Linked DNA regions of Mus musculus: region 2 is linked to region 1. Evidence: chromatin loops called from intact Hi-C (ENCODE). Cell type or tissue: gastrocnemius. All regions are shown on one strand. Links, peaks and the distances in the headings refer to the core of each region. The heading gives the core; the rest is flanking DNA.

Evidence for each region. Peaks named below come from ENCODE experiments on the same cell type or tissue, not always from the same donor. Only the 100,000 strongest peaks of a DNase experiment are listed, where the experiment ranks them.
Region 2: it touches region 1 in a loop (2.7-fold over the local background); 3 of 42 quality-filtered maps call a loop at or near these places.

What each region holds. Positions count from the first base shown.
Region 1 is chr11:58,321,455-58,332,709 of GRCm38, forward strand. It overlaps Zfp672 (zinc finger protein 672), which reads right to left and starts at 1,911. Exons shown (of 4, transcript NM_001256516.1): 1 at 1,816-1,911; 2 at 1,115-1,275. Sh3bp5l (SH3 binding domain protein 5 like) reads left to right here and starts at 9,253. Exons shown (of 7, transcript NM_024480.5): 1 at 9,253-9,338; 2 at 9,800-10,409. The coding sequence starts at 10,227. In gastrocnemius, for the core only: CTCF peaks have their summits at 5,514 (motif pointing right) and 8,769; DNase peaks (open chromatin) are centred at 1,920, 2,451, 2,732, 8,914 and 1 more place; H3K4me3 peaks cover 3,265 bases; H3K27ac peaks cover 3,346 bases.
Region 2 is chr11:58,100,994-58,112,248 of GRCm38, forward strand. Cnot8 (CCR4-NOT transcription complex, subunit 8) reads left to right here and starts at 2,977. Exons shown (of 7, transcript NM_026949.5): 1 at 2,977-3,215; 2 at 8,563-8,773; 3 at 10,267-10,460. The coding sequence starts at 8,657. In gastrocnemius, for the core only: a CTCF peak has its summit at 6,232; DNase peaks (open chromatin) are centred at 2,515 and 3,011; H3K4me3 peaks cover 2,358 bases; H3K27ac peaks cover 2,291 bases.

The DNA.
Region 1 (11,255 bases), core at 1,460-9,459:
AAACAGACTAAAATGCTGCTTTGTGGCGAGTGGCTGTGTTAGCTCTTTCAAATCTGTTCTCTATGGATCCATCCAACCATATACATTATATATATACTTTGCCCTGGATAACTGAGTTGGGATAAGAACCTGTGGAAAGCCACACATATGCTGAAGACTCTGCAGAGTGATTAGAACTTGCTTGGCTATGGAGACTTGGACTGCTGCAAATGGAGAGCCTAATTCATCCTGTGTCATCTCTAGTCCTTGTAATAGCCATTTACCACCCACCTCCGCATCTGACCTAAGATCCTTAAGACTATAGTCATTTAGGAGACTATTATCTTCTACTCACTCAGCAGCTAAGTTGCTCACTAGATAGCATCTAACACCTATAGCATGGGCTGGTAAGATGTCTCTGTGATTTTAAGAGAGCTTGCTGTTCTTGCAAAGGACCAAACTTTGGCTGATTCTCAGCATCAATGTAGGGTGGCTCACAAGTGCCTGTGACTGAAGCTCCAGGGGACCTGTTGCTTTCTTCTGACCTCCATGGTTGAGTGCACTCAGACACATGCCCAAACACATATACATAGATAAATCTTAAACCCAAACCAGGCCTCCCACCTCTTTTGTTGGCAGAGTTTTCTCATCTGCTACCTGTACTGTAGGTCATACTTTCTTTGGGGATGAGGTATCATGTAGCTTCAAGTTGTCCTCAATCTTGCTACCTGAATTATGGAGGCTAATAACATGATACAGGAATTTGTTCCTTAAGATTTTGTTTATAAAAACAAAGCACAACACCCTAAAGGCTCTCCCAAAGATCACCTTCCTGTGTACCCAGTCTCATCTCACAGCACCCCGGCACAGTAGTGCAAGCATCCGAGGCAGAGGCGGGAAGTCTGGTAGGGGTGATACATTTATTTTGGATATCTTTATTTTTAATCACCTTAACAGTCATTTACCTCTCATCTCTTTAACAGACTTTTGTACCATCAGGTAAAGCTTTTGGAAGACATTAACTTAAACCACTAACCTCCACTAACCTGAAAGCTAAGACTATAATTACATAGCATCTAAAACTTATAGCAATTTCCCCCCAATTCTGCTGTAGCCTGCATACATCTCACATTACCTTTGGGGAGCTTCGTTTTATGTTGACAAACCTGCTTAGAGGATCCAGAAAGGCAAGCATCCAATTCCTAGTTCTTCCATGACTAATTGTGTGACCTTGAGGACTTAAGTTGCCTGTACCTGCAGCCTGGGATAACTCAATACAGGAAACCATAACAGTTTCTATGAAGAGAGAAAGGTCAAAGCAGTCATAAACCTGAGAACTGAAGTTGTGCGGTACTTGCGATTTACTCTGCAGGACCGCTCTTACTTAGGCAGAGCCTGACTGAGGCAGGGGCATAACTTACTGGCCGACTTCTAGCACACTACAGCCTGCCAGGTCTTTCTGGCTTTTTCGCTCCGCCCCAGGAATCCTTTCCCACCGCGATGGCACGCACACCCCGGCCTGCCTTAACCACAGGCGGGCGCCGGCGCCCCAGTGACGCGAGCCTGCGGGGCGCTGAGGCAAGACACACGCTTCCTCGGGTCTCCTGAAGCTGTCACTACCGGCCACAGGCTGTCATCGCCCCTTGGCCCGCTCCGTCAGGCGGGCAACTTCCCCGGTGTGAGGCTGGACAGCACCGCCGGCCTGGAGCAACCTGCGCAGGCGCGTTGGCCCGCCGCCCTCCGGTCCAGGTCCCTCGACCCGGTATTGAGAGGAGACGGCAGCGGCCGAGGGCCGCGGCCCCGCCCGCCCTGCCTTGAGGCCCTCAGCCCTCTCACCAGTCTTCGGAGGGCCGCTCCGAGCCGCGTTCACCTCAAAGCGTTGCGGACAGCGCTGGCCTCAGGGCGCGGAGGAAGGGGCGGGCGCAGTGCAGGGCGGGGCCAGGAGACAGCACGCTGATTGGCCCACTCTGTCCGCAGGGTTACTGGGGCATCTAGCCCGCGCAAGCGCACTATTGACCTGCCCTGGCAGAGGGCGGAGTTGACATGGTGTGCCCACAGTGTCACAGGGCAGGTTTAGCTAACCTGTCTCTCCGTTCGGGTGTCCACGCGTGGGCCCTTCTGCTACTGAGAGCAAAGGGCTGTGAGCCCAGTGCCACCTTGAGCTGAGTCAGGGCCGTATAGACCACTCGAGGGAGACCAGTAGCACCCATCCGTCGCCATGTTAATGTATTTCTAAACTGCGAGGCCAGACCAGATGCTCACTGTCTTGATTAATCTTCCCCATAGATTAATGACCTGTCCAGCATTGCCAGGGACGGCGGTAGTCCTGTTCTGCTGACCAGATGCCTTCCGGTGTGAATGGAGACGGCTCCCAACCTTTCAGAGCAAGGGCTTCTAACCAGCGCTTGCAGCATAGAACGCCCAACTCAAAACCGTAAACCTGCTGGGGATGTAGCTCAATTGACAGATTGCTGGACGAGCCGAGACCCAGAGTTTATTTACAAGTACCACACGAAACAGATCGGTGGGACGCAGACTCGCTGGACGCAGTGGGAGCAGGAATTCAGCCAGCATAGACCCTGAGTCCGTGTTGGTTAGTTTTGTCTATTTGAAAGGATATCAAAACACCTGAGAATACAGTCTCAACGAGAATTATATGGGTTGAGTTGACCCATGGTTAACATTTTCATGATTGGGTTAAGTGAGGTGGAAGGCCCACTCCGAATGTGGGAGGTACCATGTCATGGATTAGGTTCTGCACTGTTCTGAGTGTTGGGAGGCGACAGAGAGCAAGCGTCAAGCACCCATTAGCTCTTTGTTCATGACTATGGGATGTGGAGCAAGCACCTGTACTGCTGCTGAGACTCCTCTATAGTAATGGACTATCACCTAGAGTTGGAAGCTAAAATAGTCTTGCTTCATTTAGTTGCTCTGTCAGGGTGTTTTACTAAAGCAACAGACATGAAACTACCTGTCAAGACCATTATTGAAATAAAAGAGTAACATTAAAAAAAAGTTTGTGTATGACTTAATTTTGTAAGATATATAAATATATTTAATCATTTGACTTTATAATACATACTGGGAACTGATAGTATCTTCAAGTTACCTTTTAAAAATTTACATCACAATATCAGCCCCCTCCTCCCAGTACCCTTTGCACGAAGATCCTCCTCCCATCCCCCTTCCCTTCTGAGTGACTTATTTTGTAACAACTTCACAGTTGTTTACTTTTTAGATGACAACAGACTGAAATGTCACACAAATATATTTGTATATACACATAGGTTCAGCTTTATGGTGGTTTCCAGGGTGTTATCTTCTAGGTGCAGACAGTGAAACTGGCATGGCCAGATGTTACAGATGGTTCTGGTCATGAGTAAAAGACAGCGATTACTGAGCTGCTAACCTGTCATTTGCAGAGCAGGTAGGCTTTGTTTTGAGAGAGGGTCTCACTATGTAGCCCTGGCTGGCCTGGAATTTAGTATGTTCACTTCAAATTCAGAGATCCACTTGCCTCTGCCTCCCCGTGTCAGGACTAAAGGTGTGACCATCATGCTCTGCAATTAAGATAGGCATTATCTGATGATTGAAGGCATTTCCACACCTCAATCCAAATCCACACATTGCCTGCTGGGTTTTAGGCCCTCCATGTTGCACACGCAGATGAGATATGGAAGGATCCAAACCTTGCTTTCTATTTTCCTGTCAATTTTCATCATAAAAGTAAATATAACTCCTTGTCTATTATTTTTATCCTATCATGGCTTCTAGCCTCAAAAGAAAACCTAGCCTCAGCCGGGCAGTGGTGGCGCACACCTTTAATCCCAACACTTGGGAGGCAGAGGCAGGTGGATCTCTGAGTTCGAGGCCAGCCTGGTCTACAGAGTGAGTTCCAGGACAGCCAGGGCTATACAGAGAAACCCTGTCTCGGAAAAAACCAAAACAAACAAACACAGCCTCAGGACTGTAAAGATATCTTAGTGGGGAGAGGCTCTTGTGTACAGACCTCACAGCCTGAGTTTGATTCCCAGCTCTCACAAGGTACCAGCAGAAAATCCTCTAAGAGTTGTCCTCCGATCTTCACATGTGCATGTGCACTAGAGCACACACATACACACAGCAAAATAAATAAAAATTAAACTGAACTCCAGAGACAAATTACATATTTAGTGAAAAGCAGACAGCTGACTACATTTTTGTTAAGGCACTCTGCTTAATTTGCAGGGAATTCATGCAAGATTTCTAAGACTTATGGCTTGAAAGGCATTAAACACATCGACAAATCTGGTGCTCAAGGATTGTGTTGTAAGGAAAAACAGAAATGGAAAACTCTGTTTTGTACACCTTCCTTGTCTCTTTCAGTCACTACATCACCTGCCAATTCTCAAATGGAACGCACAGAGCTAAACTCTGACATTCAAGTAAAGAAAAATTTGATGGTGTCTGACTCATAGGTCCTATCCTAGAGATACTTATTTTTCAACTTATGATCACACCTCAATCATGACAGCAGCTACATTTGAGCAACTATTTTCAAGAATGAAGCATAGTTAAGAGTAAAATTAGAACCCAGATCTTGTGAGCACCTGAGAACTGAAATTGCTCATTTAACCAGATATTTATGCATCGGGCCTATCCCACTTAGCTTTGTTGCCTTCTTTAATTTTTAAATAATAAAAATAATGCTGCTTTAATTATTAGTGACTATAAACCTGGGACCTGCCCAGTGATTTTAAAAGACACTCTGAACATGGTACTGCCTAATTAAAATTATTCAAAACCTTTTTTGCTTATATATGTAAGCAGATATCATCAAAATGATACATAAACACCCATCTCTCTCTCTTTCTCTCTTTTTTTTCTTTTTGGTTTTCCGAGACAGGGTTTCTCTGTGTAGCCCTGGCTGTCCTGGAACTCACTCTGTAGACCAGGCTGGCCCTCTTACTCAGAAATCCGCCTGCCTCTGCCTCCCGAGTGCTGGGATTAAAGGCGTGCGCCACCACCACCTGGCTGGGTGTGGCCAACTTAAAGGTGCGAAACACTTATCCCAACAGAAAGACTGATGTTTCATTTTAGCCTTTTGTAGGTAAACTAACTATGAAGAGGTATCAGTAAATTAAACATAGGCAAGCTACATGGATTTGGTATAGTACAAAGATATAACATGCTGGAAAGGTATTTAAAGATCAACATTTTTGAAAACAAATTTTACTAGTTCAAGATAGGTCTTAGTTTTTAAGGATGAAATTAATAAGATAGTAATATCAGGAAAAACAAATGTAAATGCCAAACTAAGGTAATTGCCAGTGCTTACCAAGGGTAAGCAGGAGGGGCACAGCAGTTCTAGGCCTGCAGTACAGCGAAACCACCTCAAAACGGCCCAGCCTGCTCCTGCTCTTCCTCCAGAGTCCTTTTTTCTGCCTCTGGCCTGACACAGCTTTGCTCTCTGTCTTTAATGCTTTTACAAGTTAATTTTTTAATAATTAAAAAAAAAAGTATGCATATATGTATGTGCTCCACATGCAGGCAGTGCCTGAGGCGACCAGAAGAGGGAGATGGATCCCTTAGAACTGGAGATACAGATGGCTGTGTGCTGGAAATTGAAGTTGGGTCCTCTCAAATAACAAATCAGGTTGTTGCAGGCTTGTATAGCAACTCCTCTATCCACTGAGCCTCTTACCCCTCTCACCCAGATCTTTGTTTTCATCTTTTATTTTCCTTACAACATACACTGAACTATCTTCATTAAAAACTAGGTTTTGTTTTTGTTTTTGTTTTGGTTGTTTTGTTTTAGTGGTTTTGCTCAGTCTTTTAATCCAAGCACTCGAGGGTAGAGAGAGGTGGTCTCGAGTTCCAGGACAGCCAGAGCTATACATTGAAAGCCTGTCTCAAAAAAAAGCAAATAAAATAGATTAGTAATAAGTAAGTTTTGGGGGGATTGGAGAAAAGGCTTAATGGAAAGAGTACTTGCTTTTGCAGAGAACCTAGATTTGATACTTAGCACCCACATGATGGTTTACAACATCCATAACTCTAATTCTAGAAGACTCTATGTCTCCCTTTAACCTCTAAGAGCACCAGACATGCATGTGGTACACATACATACAAGCAGGCAAAACACTCATACATGAACAAATCTAAAAATAAGAATTCTAAAACTAAAACTTCCAGTTTTTGCAGCCCAACAGTCTGGACTCAGAACCTACTAGGACCTTGCACATACAGACAAGTTCTGAACTGTATTTGCACACTCCATTTTAAATTTTTACTTCTTTCTCTGTTTTGGAGACGTTATCACACAGTTGCCTAGTGTGACACTCTTCCTGCCTTAGTCTCCCTAAGTGATGGGATGACAGGTGTGTCCCACTGCCCTTGTTCTTTGTTTTTAGTCAGTGTGTATGTGCATGTGTGCTGACTCACAGCCGTCAGTCCGCTCCTTCCAACTCTTGGGTTCTAGCGATCTAACTCAGGCTGTCTGAGTTGGCAGATGGTGCCTTTTAACTGTTGAATGATCTCCTCGGTCTATACCTTTTTATATTGCACTTCTGAAGGTGTGTGTGTATTGGGAGAAGGGGTTGGATCAAGGGCCTCAGGCATGCTAAGCAAACCCCCATCGGTGTACTAAATCCCCAGGCTTTAAGCAGTTACTCACAGGGTTAGAATGGAAGGGGAGAACTAGGAACTGAGGACCTCTTGGTTCCTAATGTTTCCATCCAAAACCCTGTACTAAGAGGTAACTAAATCCTCGCAGGGTTTCTAGCACCAGTGGTCTTGTTCCTAGGAGGACCAGGTCCCCGTGCTTCATGGAAACAACTGTCTGAGAAAGTTCAACACTGCCAGGAGAAAGCACTAGATATTCTGAGCAACTCCTGGGATTAACAGAGTCCCAACTTCCTTTTCTTAGAGCACTTCCTAAAAGGGGCCTACAAACTTGTCTCCTTCCTTTATCCCTTTAAGGTAGTGCATGCATTTCTTACTCTTTAGGAGAACCCTTCTCAGGAAGCCAAGAGCCAAACATCTTGCTATGCAGTCATTAGGAAAGACAGGGCCTTCATGCCCTACCTAGTCTTGGAGAAACATTCTTTGGTCTAACTTTGGTCAGGCGCCTGAACCTTTTTCTAGGCCTATCCAAACACTATCTTGTAAAACCTAGTTTTAATGAAGGACTTTGTGAAGGGAGTTTACCAAGACCACCCCTCTGCCAATTCTGTATGCCAGGCTCCCAATTATAGACACAAGCCTTCCAGGATTGTCTTCAGCAAGAACCCAGTTAGGTTGGCTTAGCCAGACCCCTTTACCCTTTTTTTCCCTCGAATCACATTCTCATCCACTAACCCTCAAAACTGATCTTTGGTTACAAATTTCCCCCTTGTTCATCTCTAGTTGGAGTCCTATTTCTCCCCCACTGTACTGGCTCCTATATCTAGCTGTACAATCCTTTATACCAGTTCTTAACCTGTAGGTTGTGACCTCTTTGGGGGAGGGTCACATATTATACCTGATACCATACTTGAATATCAGATATTTACATTATAATTCATAACAGTCGCAAAATTACAGTTATGGAGGAGAAACAAAATAATTTTACAGTTGGGGGACAGCACTTTAAAGGGTCGCAGGACTAGGAAGGTTGAGAACCACTGTTTACACGGCCTTCCTTATCGTTCTTTGACAAGCCACAGAATACTTTTTAGTGTAACTGCTAACTAGACACAAACTGGACTTACAGCATAGACAGTTGAAGCCTGTTCCCCTGGCACTGCCTCCCTGGCATAGCTGTAGCCATTTTGCTTCTCGCCTGCCAGTATGAGTGCCATCTCATACTGCTGCCACTGAAATTAGACTGACTGCTGACCCAGAGAATAGTCTGGCTCAGACCGTGGTCATGTTGACCATATATCCCGGTATGTTCAGAGGTTTGTTACCATGTTTTGAGGACTGTTCTTCTTGCAAACTCCCCAATTGCAGACTTCACTCAGAGCTAAGCAAGATAGAAGTCAACTTGAACTGTTATGTCTAAATTATTTAAACACACACACACACAACTTGGAAAAAGGCCAATAACCCTACAAGCCCTCCCCGCAATTGCTTGTGAGTTCATTATGGGTTTCTGCCTATATAAACTGACCCTGAAACGAAGTTCATGATAGTAGCATTCAGTTCCAGAGTCTAAGCTATGTCTACCGACCGTGGGGTGTGCATTCAATACACTATCCCTGTCTGACTGAGATTGATATTCCTGTGGTTTGTGGGGCGACTCCTGGACCCTAACAGGGACCAGCTCTGGAATTCCTTTCACTTCAGACTGTGGAACCCCGTCCTCCTCCATTCTCATGCCTCTAGAAACACCTAAAGACTCCTTCACAGATAGGAAGGCAGCTCTTGACTAAACAGACTCTTTACCGATTTACTAAACACGGGCTATGTTCAACAGAACCCAATGGGAAGAGAATTGGGCCCGGATACGTGTTTCATCTCCAGAAAAAAAGCCTGGGGCCCCGAGGCCGTCAGACATTTGTACCACGCAAGCATCCATCCTGCATCCCATCCATGGCTTCGGTCCGTCTTGCAAGCCACACATAGCACTGGTATCCAGACCACCCATGAACGAAGCAGGGAGCTCACTGGGCTAAGTTCGAGCCTCCTCCTCCCACTCTAGGAAAGTGAGCTAACAGTGAGATCCTCTGCATTCACGCGGTAGCCGGCGTCCCGTGAGGCCGGCTACTTAGCGGGAGAGATGGCGCCCGCTGCAGGTGTCGGGAGAGGTTCACCCACCTGTCTCGACCTAGAGTCCGCCGGATTCACTGAACCGAGAAAAAAGAAAAGAAAAGGAAAAAAAAAATCACTTTTGAAAAACGACTTCGTTTTTGTTAGCAATACCCAGATAGGAGCTAGCCGAAACCGGAAGTTGCATCACCTCCGGTCGCGCCAGGCAGTGACAGTCCTTAGCCCCGCCTCTGTTCCTAAAGCAACGATGGCCGCTCCCGCGTACGACACTATTGCTAGCATTTCTCGAATTGGGAGGGACTATCGATTTTCATCACCTGCTGTAGTTTTCCTCAGCAACTCTTACTCATGCATTCATTTTATTTAGGCTTGGTTGGCGGGTGAACTGGGAGCTAGGAAAGGCGACGTCGGATGTAGAGTAGCGCCATCTTGTACGGACCCTGAACGTTTAGCACGCCGAGCGTGAGCTTACATCGGGCAATACTTGTCAGAGAGGAAAAAAAAAAATAGCGTTTTTACGCGATGGCGTATTTCCGTTTCCTCTCTGCCAGGGCGTTTTTGGTTGGACGGTCTTGTTGCGGAGGGAGGGGGAAGATTGTTTGCTCCGTAGACGCTCCCCGTAAAGCAAGGTAAACTGAGGTAAAGCCGGGAAGGGGCATTTTTTTTTTCGCCTGGTTACATGGGATGGCTGGGACTCAGACGCTGGGTCCGCGGAAGAGTATGCGCTTGGAGCCTGGAGGCTCAGATGGCCCCCAGGGCTGGAGAGGCAAGGTTGGGGGATAGAAGGTGAATTGCAAAGCCGGACCGAGGGGGACGGGCTTGGTAGAAAAAGGGTGTGGAGGAGAGAGGGTGGGGCTCAGAGGGAAGTTTGGAAGGGGAGGGACTGTGGAGGGAACAGGGACGCGAGCAGAGTCGGACCTAAAGTCCTTGAGGCCGGAGGAAAGAAGTTGAGGTGGGGGACTGGTCGGATCTCGGGAGTGTGTGTTGGGAAACCAGTGGTATCTTGGGGAGACCCAGGACGCGGAGGAGGCTGCTGGCCAAGGTTCTGATGCTGACATCCTATGTAACTTGACCTTTGTGTCTCCTGCAGCTCCCCAGAGGCGCATCTCCCACCCTCTGCTTGGACTTAGCTTTCTCTCCATCTGCCACCACAGCCTGGAGGCGCTTGCCTCCACCCTCCCGAATGGTGCTCCTCTTCCCAGGCGTCGGCCCAGGATCCAGGCCCCCTTTGCTCCTTGAGTTGGAGCTGTTGCCGCTGGGGTCTCTTGGTGGGCTCCCCGTGGTGAGGTGTGAAGAACTTTTGCACAGACGAAGCTTTAGTTATAAGGACCTCCTCAGCAGTTCGAAGCTCAGCCTCTAACTGAACGCGAGGCCCATCTGTGCTGCTTCTCTTCGGCCTTTGAGAAGAGAAAGCCCTATTCTGTTCCATCCAAAGTCCAGGAAGCCTCAAACTGGGGCCCTGCTCCCAGCATGCCAGCCCTCTCTTGTGCATAGGGCTTTGCCCTCTTCCAGCCAGCATGGCTGATCTCAAAAAGGCTGCAGGGGGCCGGGAGACTCCGCAGGGGGAACTTCGGTCAGAGGTGGTAGAGGATGAGGGCCCTAGGAGCCCGGTCGCAGAGGAGCCTGGAGGAAGTGGAAGCAACAGCAGTGAGACCAAATTGTCCCCTAGAGAGGAGGAGGAACTGGATCCTAGGATACAGGTGAGAAGGCTGATGGAGGAGGTCAGAAGTCCAGAGGCCAGACTTGCTGAAGAGCTGTGGGATCAATGAGGCCTTAGACTCCTCTCTCACAGTGGGCTGGGGTGGGAAAGGGAAGCAGACATGTACATAAAACGTGGCGGTTCAGTGTGACAAGTGTGACAAGTGCTGATGGAGAGCAGGGACCCTGCCTGAGTGCTTGGGGCATAGAACCACTCATTGTTCTTCTTTCTGAATAAGCAAAAAGATTGCTAGCTCAGGTATCTTACATATCCTGGAGGCAAGAGGAGATGGCTGAGACTGGGAGGCAGTTTGGAGGCTGAGGAAATCTCCCCCCCCCCCCCCCCACCTTTTACCTTCTTAGATATGTCTCTCAGAATCATTTTGAGTTGTGAGACCTTTCAGGTATTTGAAAGGCACGGTAAGGTTTGAGTCTGTAAGGAAATCAACTCCCTTCCCTCCTCCCCATCCCCCTCTCTTTGAGACAGGATTCTCTTGTGTAGCCCTGGCTGTCCTGGAACTTGATTTGTAGACTAGGGTGGCCTAGAACTCCGAGATCTGCCTGCTTCTGCCTCCCTGCTCCTGGGATTAAATTAGGTGTGTGCCACCATGATCAGCAGGAAACTTTTTATATTGCAAGGATTTATCTCTGTTGTGATTGGCCTTTAATATATATTTCTGGCTCTTGGAATTGTGGGCTTACCAAAAGAATGTCAGGATAGTTTACTGTCATGGAATGTGCACAGTCTAGTTGGTAAACCAGAGAGATGGTTGTGTAAGAGACTCAGGGAACTGGTATGAGGAAGAGTGGTCATTGTGGAGGAGATGGCCTGCTAGGACAAGCTTAGT
Region 2 (11,255 bases), core at 2,140-10,139, 220 kb before region 1:
CACTGGGATGAAAGGCATGCACCCACACCTATCGCTTTTAATTTTTTCAGTAGTATTTGTGTGTGGACATCATGAGTAGTCCTGGGGGTTTGACACAGGTATCCAGGCCTGGTAGGCCTTTCTCCACCAAACCATCTCACTGATCTTTAACCTGGTCTTTATATTTACTTTAAAAAAGTAACTATCAAGCCTGGTGGTAGCTCACGCCTTTAATCCAAGCAATTGGGAGGCAGAGGCAGGCAGATCTCTTGAGTTGGAGGCCAGCCTGGTCTACAGAGTGAGTTCCAGGACAGCCAAGGCTATACAGAGAAACCCTGTCTCAAAAAAAAAAAAAAAAAAAAAAAAACTATCTATTTTGAAACATTATCTCCTGTAGTGTCCTGGCTAGCCTGGGGCTTTTGGCAATGCTCTGGCTTTGGCTTCTTAAGATCTGGGATAATAGGCATGAACTACCTTTTTGTTTGTTTGTTTGTTTGAGGCAGGGTTTCTTTGTGTCGCCCAGCTGTCCTGGACCTTGCTCTGTTGACCTGGCTAGCCTCAAACTCATTGAGATCCACCTTGCCTCTGCCTCCCGAGTGCTGGGATCAAAGACTTGTGCCTGTCTGTCAAACTATCACTTCTCTGACCAACTTTTAATCACCCTGTGGTCAAAACCATCTTCTAAATACTGGCTCCAATGAAGGGCAGAGTAATATAAAGTGGCCTACCTGGAGTGACAAGCTCGGGGCGGTGGGGTGTGTGTGTGGGAAGCAATCAGTTATTCCATAGGTTTACAGCATTTTAGGGGTTGTAAATTTAGGCACTTATTACTTATTACTAATAATTACTTATTACTAATCTGGATATATTTATATGTTTATGTCCCAAATACTTCAATTCAAATGTATTTTAGATATTATTTTCTTACATATAATGTGCTTTTCCTTAAGATTTATTTGTTTGTTGCTTGCCACCAATAAGTTTATTGGTGTGTCTTTAGACACACCAGAAGGCGGCATCAGATCCCATTACAGATGGTTGTGAGCCACCATGTGGTTGCTGGGAATCGAACTCAGGACCTTTGGAAGAGCAGCCAGTGCTCTTTAACTGCTCTCCAGTTCCTATTGAACTTTTTTTTTTCAAGGCATACCTTTGTTTAGAACTGGGGGGGTGGGGACAATAGTAATAGGTTATTTTTCTGCCGCTGGGAAGGAGGAGTAGGAGGGGGAGAAGGAAAAGGAAAAGAAGGAGGAGGAGGAGGAGAGAGACAAAAATGTCTGGACTATATAGGGAGGAGCCTGTGGGGAAGGGCAGCCCAGCCCCTTGGCTGGAAAGTTCAGGGTTGGAGGCAGGGTATGCCAGGTAGGGACTGAGGGATGCTGGGAGAACCTGGTGGCCAGGTCTGCTTTGGCGTGTAAAATACGCACCTCAGTCCCTTGTCCCAGCATCCAAAACCAAATATTTAGGAATCCAGGCTGCCCATGGAGAGGCACCATTCAGCTCTTAAAAAGATCCATGTTATAACCATGCTTCTCTGTATTTTCAAAACTATGCTTTTCCAGTTGAAGAAATGTGTTCAAACTTTAGTTTCTCTTGTTTGCAGTTTGAAAGCCATTGTTTAAAGTGTAGACACTCCCCTCCAGTCCCTCCAGAAATACAATTAGTGTCTGTGAGAAGCTCTAGGTGAAGGGTGTGTGTGGGGGGGAAGCCAGGTGTTTCCTGTTCAACTCTTTCAGAGCACACCAGGCCTATTGGTGGCAAGAACCCCCCCTCCCCCCAAATTCCATGCTTCTCACATGACTAGCACATGCTAGGTCCACCCTCTCCTGAAGGACTCAACGGCTGCTCCTCACATGACTAGCACATGCTAGGTCCACCCTCTCCTGAATCGAATCACAGAACAGAGCAAGGACATGCACTGAACAGACTGAGGGAAGGCAGTGTCTACCTAGCCTAGACAACCCGAACACCTCAAAAGAGGCCAGCCCTGCAGCTAGTCCCATCAACATTGTTGCAGGGAATCCACCGCAGCTACAGTTACTGACTGCCCAGGCCTGGTTCTTTGTGGTGACGGTTGTGGCTTGGTCTAGGGTTTCATCCTCATCACAGTCTTGTGTCTCTATTTACAGATCCTGGAGAGAAACAACAAAGGCTGGGCTTCAGAAACTGTCCCTGACATCGTTACCCCAGAAGCTGGCTGTGCGATTTCACAGTTTGAAAGGCTAGCTCTCATTTAGTCAGTAAGTCCTATTTTGGGGATTTCTTCTGGAATAAAAGTTTAAAATGAAAAGGGCAAAGTGACTGGGAGACGGGATGTCAGAAGGGGGACACCTGCTGTATGCTTACCTACGGCCCCTAGGAGAGGAAGCACCAGGGGAGGGGAGGCGCTCTTCGGAGGTCTTAGTCTTCTTGCCCCGTGGGAAAGCACGAGGTGGCGATACATCCCAGCATGGCCTCGCTACCAGCGAACCCCCTACTCTCCCTGACTGGCCCCTCTCTCTCTGCACTGACCCACAGTGATACCAGGGACACAGCGGACAGCACAGGCCCCGGAGCAGCGCTGCTTAGGCCGTCCAGGTTCTGGGAGGCAGTGCTCAGCTGACCTCATTCATGACTCGGTTTGGTGGCGCTCTCCCACCCCTACCTAATGGTCATCCAGAAGGGGTTCTGTGAATAGATGGTCAGTGAATGAGGGGTTCAGGTTGCAGTAATCGAGGGTCAGGACACCCCATGTGCCCTGCATCATCACCTACAACCAACAGTCGTAATATGCTCTGATGTTAGGAAGTGGGGCCAGTTCTAGATCCCGTCCTTTCCCGAGGCGCGACTCATGATACTCCAGAACCTAGGCGGGGACCAAGTTTACACTGCTAGACGCCGTTTGAGGCCTCAGGGCAAACCTCGTTTTACGCACGCGCCCTCCGCCAAACCCAACTTTCTCGCTCTGCGCCTGCGCAGGGAGGCGGGGCGTAGGTATCTGAGCGCGCACGGGGGGACGGAGCCGAGACCGGCGGGACCGCGCACGCCTGGAGTGACGCGGAGAGTAGGCGAGTCGGGAGGGCGGACGGGTAGAGTGGTGCAACCTCTTGGTTTGGTGCCCATCGTCGGCCGCTCTGGGCGCCAGGACTCACGTCTCCCTGTCGAGCTGGGTTTCTGGAGCGGATCCGGGGCAAGAGGGAGGAGAGCTCGGGGTCAAGGGCCGCTGCCGCCCGCACTCGGCGGGGCCGCCAGCCAGGGTAAGCAGGTTAGGTTGCTTACGGTAGGAGCAGGAGGCGGAAGTGCCTCCGTGGCGACCCATCCTACACACGGGAACACTGAGGCACAGAGGCTACGGGGCTCTCGGTCCCCGGAGTCCAGCCTGGAGGCCTAAGGAATGGTGGGGGAGGCAAGAGGCCGCTCTGCTTGGCTCTTGGGGTGCTGCAGCTTTGCGTGGCAGGGCCGCCGTCGCGGAGCCAGCAAGCTGGATGGGGTGCCGTCTAAGTCCAGGGCTGTGGCCTGGAACGCTCCAGAGGGGACCTGTTGCCATTTCTTCTAACGGGCCGCTGCTTCCTCCTGCGCCCGTCTTGCACTGCTAAAGCCTTTTGTTTAGTCTTCTGGAACAGGGAAGTGAAGCTGATTGTCTCCCAGACGCTCTGGCGCAAACAAAAGCCGACGACGAGCAGGAGACACTCAGTGGAACTGAGTTCTGCACGGCTAGCAGGGAGAGCGTGGTTTCGTGCGTTCGCACTCCTCGCTCTTCAGAGCCCACCTGGGTGCACAGACACCCTGCTCCCAAGTTTGGATAATCAGGAGCGGTCACAACAGATTGCTTGGCAGCCTAGGGTGTGTGTGTGTGTGTGTCAGTGTTTTTGTGTCTGTGTGTGTGAGAACACAGGGCAGTGTGTGTGTGTGTGTGTGTGTGTGTGTGAGAACCCCTTTCTTTCCCTTTGTAGTTTCAAATGTAGCTTGGTTTGGGGATCGAGTTTTAAAGCCAGCCTGTGAGGCAAACATTGCATGGGATCAAAATTTTCCTTTAAGGGAGAGATCGCACAGCTGTTGATACACTCAACCCTCTCCCCCTCACACTCATAAAAATAAATCTTTAAGGGAGAACGCAGCCTCAACCTCCGAACCTTCCTGAAGAATTTTGAAGGATAATTTTTTTAGGGTTTAATGTTTATTAATGTATGAATTTATAATTAATATCACGAGTGTGTTGGTGGAAAAAATAGGCCGAAAAGGCGTCAACATTCTCAGGGGCTGGAGTTACAGGCATTTGTGAGCCAATTCACATGGGTGCTGGAAACCAAACTCTGGTCTTCTGGAAGAGCAGCAAGTGCTCTCAACTGCTAAGCCATCACTCCAGCCCCATTCTTCTTTAAGCTATTATTATTGTTATTGTTATTATTTATTGTGTGTACACAAGTGCCAAGTTGTCCATGTGGAAGTCATATTTGGGGTTTATGTTCTTTTCTTCTATCAAGTGAGTCTGGGGCTCAAAACTTAAGTTGTTCTCAGCTTGGCAGCAAGTACTGGTTGCATACCTCCAAGCTGCCTCCCTGGTCAGTTTAGTTTGCTTTCTTTCCTTCTAAAAACAGGGTCTCAGCTGGCGATGGTGCTGCACGCCTCTAATCCCAGCACTTGGAGGTTGAAGCAGTTAGATCTCTGAGTCCAAGGCCAGTTTGGTGTGCACAGCCTGGGCTACATAGAAAAACCTGTCTCAAGGGCGCACACCTTTAATCCCAGCACTCAGGAGGCAGAGGCAGGCGGGTTTCTGAGTTCGAGGCCAGCCTGGTCTACAGAGTGAGTTCCAGGACAGCCAGGGCTACACAGAGAAACCCTGTCTCAGAAAAAAAAAAAGAAAAAAAGGAAAAAAAAAAAAAAAGACAGTTGTGAGCTGCCATGTGTGTACTGGGATTTGAACCCAGGTCGCCTGGAAGAACAGTCTTAATCACTGAGCCATCTCTCCAACCCTGTCTCAAAGGACAAAATGGAACAATGAAATAAAAGCAGGGTCTTCTCTGATTGTAGCCCAGACTGGCCTCAAGTTCCTGGGGATTCTCCTTTCTCAGCCTCCCGAGTGTGGGACTGCTATCTTACTTCTCAGTATATATAAGTCAGGATGTCAGTTTTTTCTTTGAGTTGTGAAATTCATTATTGTTCTTCTGGTTGAAACCTCAGTAATGAGGTTACCCCAGGGGCTGTTGTTACACAAATAACTGTACTTGAAAACAGAATTCTGAGGTATGGGAACGAGAGGGTGATGAAGAGAAGGTATCTTGGAGCCTGAGCTTCTTGGGTGGAAAGTGGAGGGAGGGCGTTAGTCTGTGTTGAATTGCTGTGTTCTCTCTTCCCTGTGGCCAGCATGCCCAGGAAGTTCCTTTGCTCAGTTAAATGTGCATTATATGGTCTCTCTCATATGCCTGGGAAGGATTCCTTGTGGATCTGCCTGATGATAGAGTCCAAAGCCGAGGCTGATCTGGAACAATCTTTCTTCTTCTTCTTCTTTTTTTTTTGTTTTTTGTTTGTTTTTGAGACAGGGTTTCTCTGAATGGCCCTGGCTGTCCTGGAACTCACTCTGTAGACCAGGCTGGCCTTGAACTCAGAAATCTGCCCGCCTCTGCCTCCTGAGTGCTGGGATTAAAGGCGTGTGCCACCACCTCCCGGCTCGCTTGATGGCTCGCTCTTTCTTCCTTTCTTTTTTTCTTTCTTCCTTCCTTTCTTTCTTCCTTCTTTCTTTCTTTCTTTCTTTCTTTCTTTCTTTCTTTCTTTCTTTCTTTCTTTCTTTCTTTCCTTCCTTCCTTCCTTCCTTCCTTTCCTTTTTCTTTCCTTTCTTTCCTTTCTTTCCTTTCTTTCCTTTCTTTCCTTTCTTTCCTTTCTTTCCTTTCTTTCCTTCCTTCCTTCCTTCCTTCCTTCCTTTCCTTCCTTCCTTCCTTCCTTCCTTCCTTCCTTCCTTCCTTCCTTCCTTCCTTCCTTCCTTCCTTCCTTCCTTCCTTCCTTCCTTCCTTCCTTCCTTCCTTCCTTTCTTTCTTTCTTTCTTTCTTTCTTTCTTTCTTTCTTTCTTTCTTTCTTTCTTTCTTTCAAGTACACGGGAGCTTTCTTCAGATACTCCAGAAAAGAGAGTCAGATCTTGTTACGGATGGTTGTGAGCCACCATGTGGTTGCTGGGATTTAAACTCAGGACCTCTGGAAGGGCCGTCAGTGCTCTTAAACTGCTGAGCCATTTCCCCAGTCCAATCTGGGACTTTTTAAGTCTTAGCACAGGATGGCCACTGGAGGCATAAGCCATCACTCTCTTAGTATCTCTTCATTGGAGAAGAACTGCCTTTTCCATTCTGGAATCTGCCAATCATATACCCACAGATTGGCTAGGGAAAAGTTTGCTGTAAGAATGGCTCCTGTGTCTTTGCCAGTGTCTGCTCCTATGTGGCTCCACTTTACCTGATAATGTAACAGTAGCTTTGAAAGTGGTTGGCTTCCTGAAACAAACTCTCTCTTAAAAAGCTTTAGGCAGTTTGTTTCTTTATGCCTGTGTCCCTTTTTGTTTTAATGGAAACATCTTTTGGAAGTCCAGGAATGGCGTCCACTTACCTGCTATGTAGTTTATGACTTGCTTAGGGAAGCAAGATTATGTCTCTGTTTCAGTAACTGGACATGGGAGGTGACCTCAAGAGCTAGGTGAAGCAGCTGGTGTTGATGGGTGCAGTGCTTGGGGGCAGAGAAGGGCAGTTTTACAAGTTCCGAGGACAGCCTGGAGAACTCTTGACAAACATTTTCTCAGTTGTCAGGAAGCTGAATTTACTGCGCATTCATTGTGAACCAGCTTCTTCCCTGTTCTCTATTAGTTCACTTGCAAGCCTTTATTCATGAAAGAAAAACAGGGGAAGAAATGGGTTGTGTGGTAGCTCCACAGGTGTGTGTATGTTGAGAGCCACCACACAGCTTTCAGTTTCAGGGGAGCATCTGAAGAGTAGCCTGCCTTGAGTGAATGAATGGTCTCTTAAGGAGAAGTAGACAGCATTGAGAGTGATCCTCATTGTCTTCTGGAGTCTCTACTGTATGTCAGTTCCAAAGCTGGGAAACAAGGATTTATTTCCCATGCGCTGGTCTTAGGAAACCCCTCATGTTCATTTACTGTTGCTGCAAGTGTTTGCCCCTGTGCACTGGAGCTCACTGCTACATACTGACTGTGTTCAGGAGCCATACAGTGGGGGGTTTGCCTTATGAGGAAGCTCTTACGTCATTATGCATCCCTCCTCCCAGGGTCTCTCTAGATTGCTACACTGGCCTCTAGCTTGTGTTTAGTTGTGTCTGTGTGTCTGTGTGTGTTTTGGAGTCAAGGATCAAGCCTGAGGCTGTAAGCATGAGCTCTGTCTATGCCTTTTCTGTTCTGTTAATAACTGAGCCTTTTGCGTTGGTTTGCTGTAGTGACAAGTGTTCCGGTGGTGTTGAATTTGACCCGGCCCAGTACTTCCTGTGCTGTACACCGCCGGCCATTCTGCTCCCGTTTGAATTACTTTTACTGGCCTCCTCTTTTTTAATTATTTTACTTTATGTGTATAAATATTTTGCCTGCAGAACGGCTGTGTACCATGTGTCTGTTTGGTGCTTGTTGAGGCCAGAAGAGGGCATCAGACCCCTGGAACTAGAATCATGGTTGGATGTAAGCCACCATCTGGGTACTAGGAACTGACCCTGGATCCTTTATTAGAGCACCAGTGCTTTTAACCGCTGAGTCATTTCTTCAGCCCTATCACCCTCTGTTCTTATTGTGAACTTTACTGCCTAACTTATTTATTATGAGTAAAAAAGTAGACATCACAGGGCTGCAGAGATGGCTCAGCAGTCAGGACCGGTTTCTGCTCTTGCAGAAAACTTAGGTTTGGTTCCTAGCACCATATGGTAGTTACAGCCATCTCTAAGTACAGTTCCAGAGAATCTGATGCCTGCCTTTGTGCATTGTGCACTGCGTGCGCATGGTATATATAAAATCAAAACCACCCCTGTCCAGCGTAACTTGCCTTTTTTTTTTTAAAAGATTTATTTATTTATTTGATGTATATGAGTACGCTGTTGCTGTCTTCAGACACATCAGAAGAGGGCATCAGATCCCATTACAGATGTTTGTGAGCCACCATGTGGTTGCTGGGAATTGAACTCAGGACCTCTGGAAGAGCAGTGGTGCTCTTAACCACTGAGCCATCTCTCTAGCCCAGTAACTTGCCATTTTTAATGTCATGTTAAGGATTCGGGTCAACAGGTAGGGTTTTGTTTGTATCAAGAGAGAACAAACTTGACAAAGGCAAGTGTAAGCACTCCATAGGTAGTGGATGCTGAGTGCACTGACTGTTAATGAAGTTATGGTAAAACTCTGGTTTGTGTGTGTTTTCAGATAGGGTCTTGCTAGGTAGCCCTGGTTGACCTTAAATGGACTCAGTATGCAGTCCACGCTGGTCTCCCTCCTTCTACCTTGGCCTCCTGAGTGTTAGGATCATGTGTCTGGGTCACGTATCTGACTAAAATACAATTTTAATGTGTTTGATTTGTAGATATCTTATACCACCATGTAAACTTAATGTGATTTCAAACTGTCTTTATATCTAGATTGGATCCAGTGTGGACAATTAAATCAAACAGAAGGAGGCTTGTTTGTTTTTTTACATAGTTGGCTCACGGTGGCTCCTCAGGTGCCTTCAGGATGCCTGCGGCACTTGTAGAAAACAGTCAGGTCATCTGTGAGGTGTGGGCCAGCAATCTTGAGGAAGAGATGCGGAAGATCCGTGAGATTGTCCTCAGCTACAGCTATATCGCTATGGTGAGTAGGCCCTCCCCACCAAAGCCAGGGAAGGTTAGACTGATGGAAACCTAATTGCTTTTGTGAATCAAGGCAGCTAGTGTCTCTGAGGAGGGCATAGCTTCTGACACAAGTTTTTGTAATGTGTTCCTCTGATGGAAAGTCTTTTATATTTTTATTTTTGTTTATTTAGATAGGATCTGGATATGTAAGCCCTGGCTAGCCCAGCACTTGCTGGGTAGTCCAGGCAGGCCTTGTGCTTATCCTCCTGCTTCTGCCTTCTTGGTGCTGAGCTATGGTTGCCCCATTGTGCCCAGTATGTGTGGTGCTGGGAAGTGCTCTAGTGTCTGACCTACCTCAGCCCCTTTGGGTATATCTCCTCACACATGGGAATTTGAGCATGTGGTACTTATTAATTTTTTAAAATTTGGAGACAGGGTTTCATGTAACAGGCATATTTCAAGAGGACGACTTGACTTTCTGATCCTCCTGCCTCTATCTCCCAAGTGCTAGGAAGATAGGCATGTACCAACATGCCCAGCCTATGTTTTCAAAATATTCAAACATTTTATTGCTAGCACAAAAAAGGCAGGAGATGTCACATTGCAGATCTGGTGTCTCTGGGTAAAGTGGGAAGGACTGGTACTGTGTGGCTTATTTTCCTGCCCAATGGCGGGTTAGGTGGCACTCTTCTTAGGCCAGCCCCTGAGCACGCAGGTGCTCTGTTTTACTCCAGGCTTGGAGCTTGCCACTGTCTGTATTCAAACCCTGCTTTCACTCCTCTGTCCATAAGAGGCACTAGCCTTACAAGCTCTCCCAGCAGGTTAAGATCCTGTCATCCCAAACACTGGGGGTGAGGGTGTGGGGTCAGGAGTTCAAGATCAATGAGTATAGGCCAGTCTGAGCTTTACAAGGGTATAAAAGGGTTTTATGTACACACGGCAGTGAAATAGTCACTCAGGAAAGAGGAAGGCTGCATTTGTCCTTTATAAAAACATTAGACCAAGGTGGGAGCTCTGAACAGCAGGCCATGAGCCGGGCTTCTCTTTCAAGTATACGTCACACCAAGAAGCTGATGGGATGGAGCGAAGCCCCTGTGAGCCACCCCATCTACTTGGCTGTATTTGTATTTAACTCATATTGGAAGGTCCTATCTGAAGGCTAGAGAGATGGCTCAGCAGTCGAGGGCACTTGTTCTTCCTGAGGACCATGGTTCAATTCACAGCACCCATATGATAGCTCACAACTGTCTGTAACTCCACTTCCAGGGGATTTGACCCTCTCCTACAGACACACATGCCACCAGTGCACTTGAAGTAAATGAATAAGTGAAAAAAGACGTTCCTACCTGAGCGCAGCTCCCTCTAGTCACCCATTCACCTGTCTGGGTTCTGTTGTGTTCTAGACCTTGGGAGCTTATCTTGGGCTTCTGTAAACTGAAGAGCAATTTTGCTCATGGGTTGCTGAGCACCACTGTTTGCTGAGGCTTAATGGTAAGAGGCTTTTGTTCCTAGGACACAGAGTTCCCAGGTGTTGTTGTACGGCCGATCGGTGAATTTCGAAGCTCCATAGATTACCAGTATCAGCTTCTGCGGTGCAATGTTGATCTTCTTAAAATCATCCAGCTGGGCCTTACGTTCACCAATGAGAAGGGGGAGTACCCGTCTGGAATCAACACATGGCAGTTCAACTTCAAGTTCAACCTGACGTGAGTGTCTTGGGAGACCCTCAGTGTTACTAGACAGCTGAGTTTGAGTGGGCTGGTTGCTGTAAGCTTTACTAATCATGTGGTTTTTGGGATTGAGGTGGGAGGAGACATGGTTTCTCTCTATTATGTTGCTCTGAGTGTCCTGAAACTTGCTATCTTTTTTTTTTTTTTTTTTTTTTTTGGTTTTTCAAGACAGGGTGTAGTCCTGGCTGTCCTGGAACTCACTCTGGAGACCAGGCTGGCCAGAGACCAGGCGGTCTCAGAAATCTGCCTGCCTCTGCCTCCCAAGTGCTGGGATTAAAGGCGTGTGCGACCACGCCCAGCTCTTTTTTCTTTTTTTTAAAAGATTTATTTATCTTTTATGTATGTATGTGAGTACACTGTAGCTGTCTTAAGACACACCAGAAGAGGGCATCAAATCCCTGTACAGATGGTTTTGAGCCACCGTGTGGTTGCTGGGAGTTGAACTCAGGACCTCTGGAAGCAGTCGGTGCTTTTAACCGCTGAGCCAGCTCTCCAGCCCCCAGCCCAAGATTTTTAACTGTTTTTTTTTGTTTTGTTTTGTTTTTTTGTTTTTGAGACAGGATTTTTCTGTGTAGCCCTGGCTGTCCTGGAACTCACTTTGTAGACCAGGCTGGCCTTGAATTCAGAAATCCTCCTGCCTCTGTCTCCTGAGTGCTGGGATTAAAGGCATGCGCCACCACGCCTGACCTTAACTGTTATTTTGTGTATTAATGTTTTGCCTGCATGTATATCTGTCCATCATGTATGTGCCTGGTGTCCACAGCAGTTAGC